Linked DNA regions of Mus musculus: region 1 is linked to region 2. A link is a loop called in an ENCODE intact Hi-C map of the cell type or tissue named here. Cell type or tissue: left cerebral cortex. All regions are shown on one strand.

What was found. A loop is a pair of places that touch in the nucleus more often than their neighbours do. Peaks named below come from ENCODE experiments on the same cell type or tissue, not always from the same donor. Only the 100,000 strongest peaks of a DNase experiment are listed, where the experiment ranks them.
Region 1: a loop joins it to region 2, with 8 times the contacts of the local background. A loop is called at or near these places in 6 of 42 quality-filtered maps.

The regions. Positions count from the first base shown.
Region 1 is chr4:25,796,905-25,804,904 of GRCm38, forward strand. It overlaps Fut9 (fucosyltransferase 9), which reads right to left and starts at 3,099. Exons shown (of 3, transcript NM_010243.3): 1 at 2,685-3,099. In left cerebral cortex, a CTCF peak has its summit at 3,271; DNase peaks (open chromatin) are centred at 740, 1,729, 2,287, 3,000 and 2 more places; H3K4me3 peaks cover 4,153 bases; H3K27ac peaks cover 3,948 bases.
Region 2 is chr4:25,277,588-25,285,587 of GRCm38, forward strand. Ufl1 (UFM1 specific ligase 1) reads right to left here and starts at 4,234. Exons shown (of 20, transcript NM_001355512.1): 1 at 4,089-4,234; 2 at 3,036-3,181; 3 at 1,759-1,787; 4 at 1,017-1,114; 5 at 402-516. The coding sequence starts at 4,165. In left cerebral cortex, a CTCF peak has its summit at 3,972; DNase peaks (open chromatin) are centred at 3,951 and 4,240; H3K4me3 peaks cover 1,411 bases; H3K27ac peaks cover 1,137 bases.

The DNA.
Region 1 (8,000 bases), 520 kb after region 2:
TGAGTTTGCCTTTGCATCTCAGATTCTAGAAATAATCACTTCATAAAAAGGAGAAAATGTTGTGTTAGTTTTTTTTCCTAAAAAAAAAAAAGGAGGCTTCTGAAAAATCACATTGGGAAACAGCTACTACCTAAAACTTTAGGGATTGTGCTCAGTTATCGTCATCTGGGTAAGTTTCAAGCTGGTGGTCACAGGTTCTTTATTTTCACCCCATGTTCGTCATCTCCCTCAGCCTTTATCTCTTCACCTTACATTCTCAGTAAAACCATGCATGGACTAAAGGCAACTTGTTGATGAAATTCCTGTGTCATTTACACAACTGCTAATCCCCTTTGCCAAGGCAAATATTGACTTTACACCTGTCCTCTTGGTAGCAATGTAAAGAAGAGCATCACACACTCACCAATGCACCATTCCAATACTGGTGTTCCTGTCTCTTCATCTGTTATATTTGATGATTTTGCAGAGTCTTCCTAACTACAGGACCTTTAAATCCAGAAGGGTTTTGACTTCTGTATAAGAATCCATAACAAGAACCTCTGCTCTATTTTATGAGAAATTCATTTTCATGTTCATAGATGATTCTTAGGCAGTGTTAATATTTTGACATAAACTACAATGCTGTTAGAATGCTTTGATCTCAACTTCTGCTTACCACAAAAACAGAGCATTCAGCATTACTCCAAGCTCTGCTTCGTTCAACTGTGACGTATCTATTCAGTGAAGACTCATTATTGCTGGATATACTGTACATACCAATTACCCTATTGCTAAACAAAATACAAATATCTCCAGAGGGAAATTTAAAAGATTCTTTAATTCATCTTCTAAGTCGCCTATTGTCCACTCGGCATGCCATATGTGAATGTCTGCAGCAGTTGCAAACTTAAATACATAGTTTTGAGTATTTTTCTTAGTCCAACAGTAAGGTTAATTAGGCAAATTTCTGTATTTAGGAAACCAACAGTAGTACACCTGGCCCTCGTGAATTTTGGTGCAGCTGAACACATTTGCTGAAAACCACTGCTGGTCACTTTGCTCCTGCCCTGAGACAAGGACTACCAAGAAAGCAAAGTGAAATAAAATGCTTGACAATGGGAAAGGTGGGATTTTAAAGGTAATCATTGGTAAACAAACTCATCGTATATTTGATCAAATTTCCCTTTCTATTTTATATAGAGGGAGAATCGCCTGTCCAAGAAGAGGACTGAAAACATCATCCTCTCCACCAACTGCAAACAGGAGAATGGCAAGTCAAGTCTCATTCCCCCTAAATTGCTTACAGTAATATCAAAACACTTATTCACACAGTCCATTCTTAAATAGGGTATTCCCCTTCAAAGTTTCTTACATTTCTTTGAATACTCCCAATTTTCCTTAAACATTAACCCTATGTTCACGTCTGTGCAGTAAGATGCCGCCACACAATATTTTACAAGTTGTTTGAATGTAAATCATAAGTTGTATGGGATCTTGCTTTTCACTACAGCACAGAGGAATCTTGAATACAAATTTTAGTATTTAAATCACCTCCTTTCCTGTTCACAGGAACCCTCCACTCCCCGTCAGATTCACTCTTTGAACACAATGCTTATTTTTGTTCAAGCTAACCACAAATGATAAGCCTGATTCCAGCAGGAAGGTCTGCTGCATTCAGGAAACTCATTAGGATAGCTAGAGACTACACCTACACCGCCCCTGAAGCGCGTGGTGTGGAAGTTCTCTGTACAACCTTCCGCTCTTAGGTCAATAAACACAAAGGAAATAAGGGCTTTAACTTATTGAAATTTAAAATCATAACAACAATAATAAAGCGATTGTAAACGGTATGTCTGGTTCCACCTCTTTTTAAAAAAGCTGCCTATCCTTAAAAGTTGCCGCCGAGATTTGGTGGCGTAGCTTAGGGAGATTCACAGCTGGACTGTGTAAGGTGCTCTGCTCTAAACCTGAAAAAAAGGTAGATTCTGTGATAACAGGTAAAATAATATGGGCCCTTCCTTGTGCTCAGCGGACAAGCCCTCAGACAAGAAGGAATCTAAGCGATGTAAATAGTTGGGCACTTTGAAACAATGACAAAAAGTTTAGTCCCAAAAGATTTCCTGTTTTTGTCCTCTTTCCATGGTTGATTATCACCTTAATAGCCCAGGTGCAGAGACACAATAAACAGAACACACCGCGTGTCAGTGTGGGTTTGGAGGTGAGTGTCAGAAAAGCTTCAAGACAGCATCATGTGGAAGCAATGAGGTCAGCATTCACTAAGTCTCTGAGGAGGAACGGGATGGCAGGACCAATGACTCTGTGGTCAGGCTTTGAGGGAAGGTGGGTCAGAGGAGGACTTTGTGGAGAAACCTAGGTCCGAGCGCTAGGCAGAAGACAGAATTCACAAAAACCTGGGGACAACAAGGGCAGCAATGACTCTCTTTGAAGTGACACCAGGAGAAGGCTATCTGCCCGGGGAATGAGGGTAGCAGCGGGAGGGCAGGAGGGTGACAAGGGACTAAGATGTACAAGCAGCTATCTCTGGAAGAGAAAGGGTTCAAGTTCCAAGCTGGTTGAGTTAAAACCAAATGTCCCCGGGGACCTGTGCCAGGAGGGTACCCAGCAGGTGGTCGGGGTGCCTCATCTAACGATGTACGGTGGGCGCTCAGTCCTGTGCCTGACCCCCTAGAGTCTCTGGTACTCACCGATCCCAGCGAGGGAAAGCTCCATCCAGGGCGCGGGAGGGCAGCGCGGCGCGGGCGGGACGAGGGCTGGCGGTGGTGGCGGCGCTGTCCTAGTAGCGTAGCCGGAGTCCGGGGGTAGCCAAGAGGCGAGAGCGGCGGCGGGGTCTCAAGGCACCGGGTGAGGAAAGATCCAGGGCTCCAGAGCTGCAGCGCCCCGCGCGCTCTCTTCCCATCTCCCGGGCTGCCGAGGTTGCTGCTGCCCAGAGCAGCCAGGAGAGGGGGAGGGGAGCAGGCACGCGGCAGGGAGGGAGAGCAAAGAAAGCAGGGAGGGGGGAAGGGATGCGCGAGGGGAGATGGAGATGATCACCGAGAGTTGGGAAGAGAAGGGAGGAGCATAGCAGCCGGGTACAGGTTCCCACCAGAGGAGCTCCAAAATGAGCCTGTGGGTCTTGCCCCAATACCCTGCCGCTCCATGCTAACCCCCTTCGCGCCCTTTCCTTTGGCTCTTCCTCCGGTGACTGTGCCTGGGAGTACCCACGCTCGGCTGCGGATGCAGTTTCAGCAAGCCACCGCGTGTGTTGAGTCGGGAGGCTGCAGAGACACAGCATTGCTCTCCAGGCCTGTGGCACCTGTGCGCGCACACATAGCCACTGGTTCCATTGCTGCGTCTCCGATATGCAGACTCTTAGTCTGCCACCCTCCTCCACTCTCCTTTTAGGTCAAACTGTGGACTTGCAGCAACCGCTTCTGTCAGTTCCTTATTGCTGTCCCCCACCCCCACCCCCCAGGCGCTATTTGGCACGGACTGTCCAGCCAGAAGGCGACAGCAGGGAGCTCAATGCAGGCAACCTTCTCCAGTCCCTTGTATCTGCTGCCTGTGTTTGTTCTTCACTGGGGTTGACCAGCTAAAGTCCGGGGTCAGGTTGGGGGGTGATTAAAATTAAACTAAAATAGGAGGGGCAGATTGTCTGGAACCAAATTCTCAGTGATTTGGGAAGGTTGTAAATGTGAAGGGCAGTGTTGTGCTCAGAATTGACTCTTCTCTGTAAGCAACATTAAAATATAAATTCATAGGTAGATAGACACATAGAAAGATAGATGGATAGATAGATACATGGATGGATAGATAGAAAGACAGAAAGAAAGGTAGGAAGGAAAGAAGGAAGGAAGGAAGGAAGGAAGGAAGGAAGAAGGAAGAGAGAGAAAGAAAGGATAGATGGATGGATAGATAGATAGATAGATAGATAGAGCTCCACTTTGCAAAGTTTTTGTTTATTTTGTTGGACTACAAGTCAATCCTCGAAATTTACTTTTAGACTACGATTCAAATACATATAGAAAGTATATTTAGGGGCTCCTCTTACACTCAAGAATCAAGGAATAAATTCACACATTTAGTAAATATAACGACAATCAGAGTATCGCTGACTGATTTCTGTGAACCTTGATTTTGTTTCATAATCTTCGCATTCTGATTGGAAATAGGCAGCAGACAGGAAGCAAGTGGATGATGTGTGTAATGATACAGGTAGAAAAAGTAGTCTAGTTAAACTCTCTTCAAATGATACAGTAAGTATCCCTGTACTTCTTAGCAGAGCACTGGAGAAAGGAAGTTCTGGGGTGTGTGTGTGTGTGTGTGTGTGTGTGTGTGTGTGTGTGTGCATGTGTGTGTGTGTGTGCATGTGTGTGTGTGTGTGTGTGCATGTGTGTGTGTTGCATGTGTGTGTGTGCATGTGTGTGTGGGTGTGTGTGTGGGTGTGTGTGCATATGTGTGTGTGTGCATGTGTGTGTGAGTGCATGTGTGTGTGTGCATGTGTGTGTGGGTGTGTGCGTGTGTGTGTGTGCATGTGTGTGTGCATGTGTGTGTGTGCATGTGTGTGTGTGTGTGTGTGCGCGCGCGCGCGCGTGTGTGTGTGTGTGTGTGTGTATGTGCACCAAGCATGTGTCCATGGGCTCACACTGCTTTTCTGAATGTAGAAATCTTCATGTGCTAAAGGATCTTAGTCTCTAAAATAATTTAGACATTTTACTTTACATAATTATGCCTTATATAACAAATGTACTCATATTAAAATAAATGCTTTCTCAGTTATGAATGCAGTGTGAAAAACATTTTTACTGCAACAAGTCAGCCTTACATATTATTGAAAAACTTCTATCTCTTCCTGTATTGTTTTACTTGAAGAAAAATAAAAGTTAAATTTTAGTGATAAGTTACTATTTGACAGTGTCTCTAACTTGTTAGACTCTTTCATGTTCAGCATGCATGCCAATGAAAACATTTGGTTTCATGTCTTTTTGATGATCAGAATAAGAGGACCATCTATTCAGTAAGGGCCAATGGGCCAGACGCCTCAGCTTCTAGAGCACATGTTGCTGTGTCCAGCATGTACACACAGCAGTACACCAGGTAGACCCACCGATTATTAATCATTTAAAGAACATGGAAAGGTAATGATTGATGAAGCATAATATCCCACTCAGCACTCTTACTCAGAGATGAATCATGAAGTTTGCAAATGGCAGTAACTGTTTAATTAATTGTGGTTACTGAGAATTAATAAAGTACAAACTTCCAGACAAAGGGGAGAGGGAATCACATGGGCAGATTTACATTTTAAATGTAAATAAATAAAATAACAACAAAAAACAAATTTCCTCATATATGATTAGGATATCCCCGACTTTAATGTAGTGATTTATATAATTTTCATATAGTTGAGACTTTTGGGCTTTCATACAATATATTGTATTATTAACCCCTACCTCCTAAATCCTTCCATAATCTAACCCTATCCCCACCTCAATTTCATATCCTTTGATTGTGTTTTTTATAAGTGTAGTAGTTTAAGTGAGAGGAACCTCCTTAGGCTAATAAATTTTGTTGGGTTCCAGTGGTTGCAACTATTAGGGGAGAATTAAGGAATATGACCTTGTTAGATGAGGCATGTTAGTAAGGGTGGGCATGAGGTTTTAAAAAAATCTTCTACCATCTATAGTGTGCTCTCTGCCTCTTGCCTCTAGTTTGAGATGGTACTGGATTTGAAGACACAAAGTGGTCATGGAGAGCAGCTAAGGCCTGACACTGTAAAAGGCCAGCAACAGCCATTAGTGAAGGTACAGCCTCAATTGCAGTTGATGGCCCAGGACTGAAGGGGTCATGCAAAAAATTTGATGTTTGGTACCATGAGGAGAGCCTATAAGAGGTTTTTGGTGATGTCTAGTTGCAGGAAAAGACTCCAGCGTATTGGAGATGCCAGTACCATGGAATACCCACAGAGAACAGCGGCAGCAGTAGAATGGAGTGAACTAGAGTGCTACAGAGGGCAGAGCTGGAGAAGTCACTCAAGTCCCTTGGAGGAGTCCAGAAGATCATGTGTAGTTTCAATACATTGGAACAAGTAGTTGTAAAATTGAAGTTGCCTTGGAGACTGGAGATATTAGTGATGCCAGAGCTATGGGATACATGCTAATGAAAGCTGCTAACAGGGTGTGGAACCAGCCAAAGAGAATCAACTGTGTTGAAGTCAACAAAATGAAAGGAGTTGGATATCAGACATGGGCAGGCAGAGTCTGGAGGTTGCTCAGCTGGTTTTTAATCTTGATATGGTCCAGTATTTCCTTACTATAACCTTTTAGATTGGTAATGTGTACCCTGTGTCATGACATGTTGGAATTCTGACATCTGCTTTTTGCTTTTAATTTTATAGGGGATTACAGTTAAAAGATTGCAAGAATCTCAGAAGATATTTTGAACTAGGGATTCTTTACATCCTTAAGACTGTTGTGGACTATGGAAACTTTTGATGTTGGACTAAATGTAATTTTGCATTATACTATAGTTAAGAATGGCCCCATAATGTGTTTCTACAAACCTATGGGGGCCAGGAACTGGAATGTGGTTGTTTGAATAGACATGAAAAACTTATCAAAAATGCCAAGATCAAATGTAAATGTCACTTGAAAGGGGTGGGGTTGCTGAGAGTGGTCCCAATGTCATCTTCTCTAAGAATGTACAGACAGACCTGTACTTCAGAAAACTGAGAATTTCACTTGGGAAGGGGAAATTTATGTTCCTTGGCACAATGTACTTATGAACAAGAATTGGTCGATGACTACAAAAGAAAAAGCACAGGCCTCAGGGGAGTCTGCTAAAGCTAGATGACCACACTGGCTGCAGAAACCTGCATTGTTTCCTTCTCCACAGTCTCTGAGAGATGAGACCCCACCTGTAAATCTCTGACAGACACAGGATAGGGAATGATGAGACAGGAGCAGTGACTGCAAGTAGTAGCTGCTTACTGAGACTTGGGAAATCTGGAGATACAGATTCCTTTTCTCACTTTGATGAACAATATGTTAATTTAGTTGATGTTGAAGAGCTAAAAATAGACACAGTATCAATAGAAAAACAAGAAAATCCTTGAGAGGAGCTGAAATAAGTCAGTTGTTAAAAATGTTATACTATAAAAATGTTGCTATGGAGAAGTTGAAAAACTGTTTTAATATTCTGACATGAATCTTTATAAAGGTGTAGCAAAGGACTTGCCTCTAAGCATGAAAACCACAGACAGAAATGCAAGGTTTTAGAGAATGATGATAAGAAAAATAGTAAGTGGTGATATAGGGGGCAGGGTTCAGAAAAGAAGTGGGAGAAGAGGACCAGTGATGAGTTAGGACAAAAAATGGTAGAAAGACAGCAACAGTAGGTACTGAGGTAAAGGGTAAAGGTGAGGAGAGACATGGAAAAACAAATAATCAAAGCCAGAGAAGTAATATAGGAAAAGGATGAGTGGGGATAAGCAAGCAAATTTAGACAAAAGAAGGCCCAGAAGATTAAGAACTGGTAATGAAAAGAAGAAATATTTTTAAATATATTAAGAAACCTTTGTGCAAAATGAAAGATTTCAATTTTTATGTTGGACAGAAACAATGATTTCCAGATAAATATTCCCAGAATGATGAATGCCAACTTCTAAGGAAAAAATATCATTATCTTCTTCCTCTTCCTCTTCCTCCTCCTCTTCCTCCTCCTGGGACTTTCTTTTTTTTTTCTTTTCATTTATTTTTTGTTATTTTCTTTCATTTTGTTTTCAATACATCCAACTGCAATGTCAACCTCTCTCCCAGATCCATTTCTTCTCAGTTTCCCTTCACAGAAGAGCAGTCCTCCCAGGGATATGAACTGAACAAGACATAAGCGATACAATAAGATTAAATGCCCATATTAAGTTGAGACAAGGCAATCCAGTAGGAAGAAAAGGATCCTAAGAGCAGATGAAAAGGTCAGAGACCCCACCAACACGCACTGTTAGGAGTTCTACAAAAACCTAAGCT
Region 2 (8,000 bases):
TGGCAGCAAAAAGAACAGTTCTATTGACATTCTGATAAGAAAATTATTTGCTGAAGGTGTTTTACATTGCAAAATATTGAGCAGCACCCCTAATCTTTACACTCTCTATTTTATAATACTACAACTGTATATATCCTGGCAAGGTTATAAATAGCAGCTATTCTAAGTATTGAGCAAATCCACACATGACAGTCTCAGAACTTATCATACTCTCAGGCCTGTGGTAGCCCGGGGCTTGGGATAACTGTATCAGTTGAACAGTCCCTTCAGAGCCATCAAGTAGGTGATACCTATTTACATGGCTCTGACTCATATCCACTTGAACCTTATATAAAATCACCTGGTCCTGACCCCTACTCAGACTCTTTAAAATTCTTTCCATTATTAAGAAAAAACAGTACCTGTGTCAGAAAATCCCCAGGAAGGTCATAGGCTTTACACAGTTCTGAGACAGTTACTTGACCACTTTCTTGCAATTTATCATTCACCTCTTCTGATAACTGATCCAGATAGTTCCTAATATTGAAAAGAAGTTTTTCTGTTTTTGTTTTTAAATGAAACATGCTTCCCTTCTGTATCTTCCCCTTTAACGCTTTTCTGCTAGAGTATTGTAGGCCCCCAAGTAATGGACGGGAATGAGCATCACTTGTTGCTCAGATCTAAACCTTAGTTTTTGCTCATAGATATAATTAATGTAAGGGCAATCAAGTGGCAGGTTTTTTTCCTTATGACAAGAGAAATTTTATAGTCATTTCACATCAGTTTTAGAACATTACTTTGAGTGTAGCTGATTCACAATAAATAAGTTAAAATTTGATATTGCTTTAATAGGAAAAAGATCAAAATATATATTATTTATAAATATGTATTCCCCCAAATTAGCACTTACTTTTAAAAAGAATGGTCTTTATAATAAATGTCTCTATTACATGAGCTCTAAACATAAAGCCTAGCTGGCCACGCCTGGCCTGGAGCACCTGACAGAAGGAGAGAGAACGCTTCAGTGTTATACTTACTCATCAATCAGTTGTCCCAGTACCATCTGCACGTGCTTCTCTGATTTAATAATATCACTGACTCTACTCTCGATATGAGTCAGGTCCACATTAATAACCTAGAATTACACAGAAATTACAATTAGTTTCCACTACTTTTAAAATTTGAGATTATACATTGAGATTAAAAATTATACTTTTATGTATTTTATATACATATATATTATTTATACACCCTTTACATATCACTTAGATAAATTTGAAATTACTCTAAAATATTGATAGCTGAGTATCATGGCAGATACCTATAATGCAGAAGAACAACTATGATTTCAAGGCCAGTGTGGTCTATATACCCAGTTCTAGGCAAGGTGAGACAGGGACACCGAGTAAAACAATCTGTGTGTGTGTGTGTGTGTGTGTGTGTGTGTGTGGGGGTGTGTGTGTGTGTTACTGTAGGGGTGGGAAAAGAGTTTCCGCCTGTCTGAGGATGCCAGTCTTCTCCTGTCTGCCTTCAGAACAAAGATGTAGAACTCTCAGCTCCTCCAGCACCATGCCTGCCTGGGGTGGTGTCATGTTTCTCACAATGAAGATAATGGACTGAACCTCTGAACCTGTAAGCCGGCCCCAATTAAACACTGTCCCTTATAATAAGAGTTGCCTTGGTCATGGTGTCTCTTTTCAGCAATGGACCCAACAAATCCGTAGTATTTATAAATTAAGAAAGCTTTAAGAAATCAAAGCAAAATTTTTATAAATTTACCTGTTGTAAGTCAACAATGTTTACTCGACCTTTGAACAAAAGAGAGGAATTGAAATTACATGGACGTGCAGATGAACAGGTTCAACTCTAACCGACAGTGCTGATGGCTCTAAGTCCTTCTAGGAAGGGCATAGGACCTCAGTAGTAACTGATGGACTTAGATACAGATTACTCGCTGATCAATCTTCATGGTTAAAGCCACAGGCAACACTGTTCTCCAAGCTGTGTTTATCACATCAGACCAATTACGAACATCAGAGGACACAACGCGGAGAAATCCGTGGAAGGAATTTCAATTCTTCTCACAAATCAACTCAGCTAAAATGACCAGAGGAAATGCCTGCAGCTAAATTAAGATGATTTCCCCATTGCTCAAAACTGAAACGAGTGTCTATCAGCAAGAGAGGATCTGTTAGATAATGCAAATCACAGCTCACGTGTTATTAGCACTCCTGCAGAAAGAAACAAAACACCCAGGCTAGACCCAAGTGGTATCTAGTGACAGGCTGTTTCTGTTTCAGTCAAACTGCTCAGTCTGCTCAATTGCTCAAATTTCAAAAACATAAAGCAAAACAATATTTTACGTTTGATGGTGCTAACTGCACTTCATAATATGGTGGGCCTCAGGCCACAGTACATCAATTTACAAAGTTTCTTAAACTTAGTAATGCAGCTTTAATATTTGAGATCTTAAAACTTTATGAAATCTCTATTTCTCCTTTATAATTAAGTACCTGATCACTGGCAGCTAGGTATTCACCCCTAGGTCATGAAGTGTGGGTATATATATATATTATACACACATACATATATATACACACACATATATACATATATACATATATGTATATGCATATATATACCACATATATACTATATATATCACATATATATATATATATATATATGGTATATATACACATACACACATATATAGTACATTTAATTCAATACAACAAAAACATGGTATTTGTTAAGTGGCAATAGTTAAGGTCATGTTTGCATGAACCTGTAAGATTATGTTCATATGAACATACGAAGGTTGACTGCATGATCCTATGAAGGCTGATCATCAAGTTATCAGTAGAGAAGGGTTACAGCTCAGGGGTAGTATTTGCCTAGTTTGTGCTCTGGATCTGATACCCAACACAAAGAGGAAAGAAGGAGCCATTGAGGAGAATGCCCTATAACCTCCACGTAAGTACTTATTTTTAATTTAATGTATTTTCTTCAAACATCCGGTAAAGACAAAAGCATGACACTGAGGAATTACTTACCACCTCGGACATGTAGCTCGTCTCTCATTTCTTTACTGATTTGGGCTGGAGTGATATATTCCTTGCCGTCAAGTGTATGGACTACTTCCAGCTGTTTCTGAGAGATCAATTTATTCACAATCTCAATGCAGTTCCGCTCTGACAACCTGTGCGAAGCCAGGAGTTTAAGAGTGTACTTGCTATGCCGCCCCCCCCCCCCCCAGGTATTTGAAAGCAAAATTTTGAGTAACTTCTACATTACAAAATCTGTCCTTTATTAGTATGATGATATTGGTTGAGTAATTTAAAAAGAAAACTTGAGAGTAGGTTTATATTCCCTTGAATTATTTATTTAATTCACACACGTCACTGTATTATGATTCTACAGATGTTCTCTCCTAGTCCTGCCTTCAAGTATCAAATTTTCCAGCTGAAAACAAACAAACTTTTCTTTAAAATCACAGTATGTTGGCCTTACTGGTACAGTTGGTGTACAGACAGGTCATGTGGCTTAGCAGAACTATAGGTACTATAATGTTAGCTACTCACAGCCATCTTGCACTAAATTTTTTCCCCGGGTTTTGTTGTTTGTTTGTTGTGAGAGTGTATGTATGTCTGTAGCTCTCAATGTTATAGAACAGCATCAACGGACTACTGTGTTTAGGTCCAAGAGAAATAAAATACTACAAGAACTCGTTGACAGGGAGACAAAGTCTATTCGCCTTATATATGCGATGTGTAATCACGGGCGCAGAGTCGGGGTAATTCGGCCACTCCCCCATTTCTGGAGTGTAGAAAAGTTGGTGTCCCGGAGTCCCTAAAATATGACAGATGGCATGTGGGCCTGGCTTAGATCTGTGGCTGCACGTAAAAAGGATTTGGAGGAGGGACAGACTACTTGCTGCGCGCTGCACTGGGGACTTTGCAAGCTCGCCCTAGGCCGGGCAGCGAGCGCCTCTACCGACAGCCGCCGCAGCAGACCGGCTCCGGGGTCCCACCGCGTTCCGGCAGGCAGTGCGGGAGCGGGGCAGCGTCCCGGGCCTAAGCCGGCTCCACACCGCAGGGAACCAGCACCTTTGCGTGGACTCTGCAAACTGCGCCCGCTGGAAGTCAGCCGCCAGCCGCCGGATCTCCTCCCAGGCGTCCGCCATCACTGCTCCGCTCGCCCCGACACAGGGAAACGGCAGACACGTCAGCCTTCAGCCTGCCGCAGGCACCCCGGGACGGACCGCGCAGAGGGCCAAGAGACCTGCGTCAAGGAAATTCGCGAACAGAAACGCGACTGCCGAGCTCTCCGCCCTCAGCTGGGCGTGGCCTGCGGGAAGCGGCTTCCTAAACTCCTACAAAGCCAAGCTGATGCTGACTCAGTAATCCTTTTTGCAAGGTTCCTGTTTCTGTCCAGCAACCATCAAATGATCTTCCGCCCTTGCTGAGCGGACGAGACATACTTCTTTTGTGGGACTCTTACAAACCGTGACTAATCCACTTTGAACAGTGAATGGGGCTTTTACTTGAGCCAAGAATGAAGTCAGTTTTAGAGAAACTTGTTCCACACTACTGCATCAGTTTGAATTTTGTTCTTCCAAAATGAATCTATTTGGGTATAGCAAACGCCATGGACTTCAGTTCATGTGTTCTAAAGCTTATTATTATTATTATTATTATTATTATTATTATTATTATTATTATTTACTCGGACAAAGGAATAATCGTTGCTGGGAGTGAAACTAGGGAAGGCAATGGCATTGTACTTCTTAGACAAGATAACTGCTGCCATTGTTTATTCACACATACCATTTTCCAATCTTAATCAATGGGGAAATCAGAAGGCTGATTGTACTTAGTAAAGAATATTTTGCTTCTTTCCTATGTAAATATATTAGTCCATATAACACGTCCAGTAGATAAATCCATTTGGCTTCTGAAGTGCCTAGCTTTGATTAAATTTAGAGAACTCCATGATAAAGCTTGGCATTCCATCTTATCCTTTGAAGCAGACTCTCTCAGAAAGGTAGGCCAGCCTCCCATCAAGTAGGTTTACTGGCCAGCCAGCCCCTGAGTTTCCTCCTGGCTTCATCTCCCAGTCAGGTTGATGATCATACCCAGGTTTCAAGATGAGCTTGGGCTCTGAATTCAAGTCTGTATGCTTGCACAGAGAGCACTTTAACCTTCAAGCATCTTCCCACCCATCATTTTAAGTGCTTTGGAGGGAGGGAGGGAGGGAGGGAGGGAGGGAGGGAGGGAGGTAGTAATTTTTGACCAATATATGATATTACAGAGGAACTTTAAACAGAGCAAACACTACGCAGCTGTTTTTTAAAGGGTAGGAGATTCTTTTAAAGAACGAACTTGTATAGATTTGGAGAGCTGACATTCCATTCTTTATAAAATTTTATGATAGCTGTCTGTAGTTGTACAAATACCTTGTTAATGTTGACATGCAGACAGTCTGTGGATAGTTGATGTCTTTAGCTACAGTGTGTACAGGATTTATTACACATTCTTGGAATCATTTAGAAATTGTCTTTTGACATAAAAACAAATTAGAGACAGCAATGAAACACTGTGATGCTTGAACATATGCATACATGGATAACATTTGCATTATATCAAACACCTAACATATATTATCCAAGATTAAACATTTGACATCCTTCCTCCTAGTGCTATAAGATATAAAGTACGTGGTTGATGTGATGATTTGTATATGCTTAACCCAGGGAGTGACACTATTTGGAGGTGTGGCCTTGTTGGAATAGTGTGTAGACATGGCTCAAGAGTTCTCAAAGGAGAATTTCTTTCCTTCTTTCTTCCTTTCTTTTCTTTTCTTTTTCCTTTTTCATTGGATATTTTATGTATTTACACTTCAAATATTATCCCCTTTTCTGGTTTCCCCTCTGGAACTCCCTTCTCCCATCCTTCCCTCTCCCAGCTTCTATGAGGATGCTTCCCCTACCACCCACCCATTCCTACCTTCCCACCAGGGCATTCCCCTACACTGGGTAATACAGCTTTCATAGGACCAAGGTCTTCTCCTCCTATTGATGCAGACAATGCCATCCTCTGCTACACATACACATGGAGCCATCCAAGTGTATAGTTGGTGGTTTAGTACCTGGGAGCTCAGGGGTGGGGGTGGGGTCTGGTTGGTTGATATTATTGTTCTTCCAATGGGGTTGTAAACCCCTTCAGTTCCTTCAGTCTTTCTCCAACTTCTCCATTGGGGACCCAGTGCTCAGCCCAATGGTTGGCTTTGAGCCTCTACCTCTGTATTTGTCAGGCTCTGGCAGAGCCTCTCAGGAGACAGCAATATCAGGCTCTTTTCGGCAAGCACTTCTTAGCATAAGCAATAATGTCTGGCTTCGGTGACTGTATGGGATGGATCCCCAGGTGGGGCAGTATCTGGATGGCCTTTCCTTCAGTCTATGCTCCACACTTTGTCTCTATATTTTGACTGGAGCCCTTCTGGGTTAAGAATTTGGAGATGAGTAGGTGGCCCCATGCCCCAACCATGGGCCTTGCCTAACCTCTGGATATGGTCTCTACAGGTTCTCCCTCCCCTTTGTTGGGCATTTCAGCTAATCTCATCCCTGTTGGGTCCTGGAAGCCTCTTGCTTTCCTGGCATCTGGGACTGGTTGTGGCTACCCCCAGCTCCCCATCCCCCATTGCTACACATCTCTGTTCAATTTCCTGACGCTCTGTACGTCTCCTCCATCTCCTCCCATACCTGATTCTCCTCTTTTACCCCTCCTCTTCTTCTCTTCCTCCCAAATCCCTCCCACCCTCTACTTCCCTTGATTATATTGTTCCCCCTTCTAAGTAGGACTGAAGCATTCACTCTTTGGTCTTCCTTCTTCTTGAGCTTCATGTGGTCTGTGAGTTGTATCTTGGGGATTCCATGCTCTTTGCCTAATATCCATTTATCAGTGAGTACATACCATGTGTGTTCTTTTGTGATTGAGTTACCTCACTCAGGATGATATTTTCTAGATCCATCCATTTGCCTGTAAATTTCATGAAGTCATTGTTTTTAATAGCTGAGTAGTACTCCATTGTGTAAATGTACCACATTTTCTGTATCCATTCCTCTGTTGAGGGACATCTAGGTTGTTTCCAGTTTCTAGATATTATAAATAGGGCTGCTATGAACATAGTGGAGCATGTGTCCTTATTACATGTTGGATCATCTTCTGGGTATATGCCCAGGAGTGGTATAGTTGGGTCCTCAGGAACACTCCTCCACTGCTGGTGGGATTATAAGCTGGTACAACCACTCTGGAAATCAGTCTGGTGGTTCCTCAGAAAACTGTACATAGTATTACCAAAAGTTCTCTTATTGATGAAAATAGTTTTCGCTATCCTGGTTTCTGTTATTCTAGATGAATTTGAGAATTGCTCTCTTTATCTCTGTGAAGAATTGCATTGGAATTTTTATAGGGATTGCATTGAATCTGTAGATTGCTTTTGGTAAGACAGCCATTTTTACTATGTTAACCCTGCCTATCCATGGGCATGGGAGATCTTTCTATCTTCTGAGGTCTTTGATTTCTTTCTTCTGAGATATGAAGAAGCCAAAACCATCCAGTGGAAAAAATGACAGCATATTCGACAAACAGTGCTGGTTCAAATGGCAGTGGGCATGTAGAAGAATGCAAATTGGTGAACTCTTCTTATCTCCTTGTACAAAGCTTAAGTCCAAGTGGACCAAGGACCTCCACATAAAACCAGATACACTGAATCTAATAGAAGAGAAAGTGGGAAAGAGCCTCAAACACATCAGCACAAAGGAAAATTTCCAGAACAGAACACGAGTGGCTCAGGCTCTAAGATCAGCTATTGACAAATGAGATCTCATAAAATTGAAAACCTTCTGTAACACAAAGGACACTGTCAACGAATAAAACAGCAACCTATAGATTGGGAAAAGATCTGTACTAACCCTACATCTGATAGAGGGCTAATATCCTATATATACCAAGAACTCA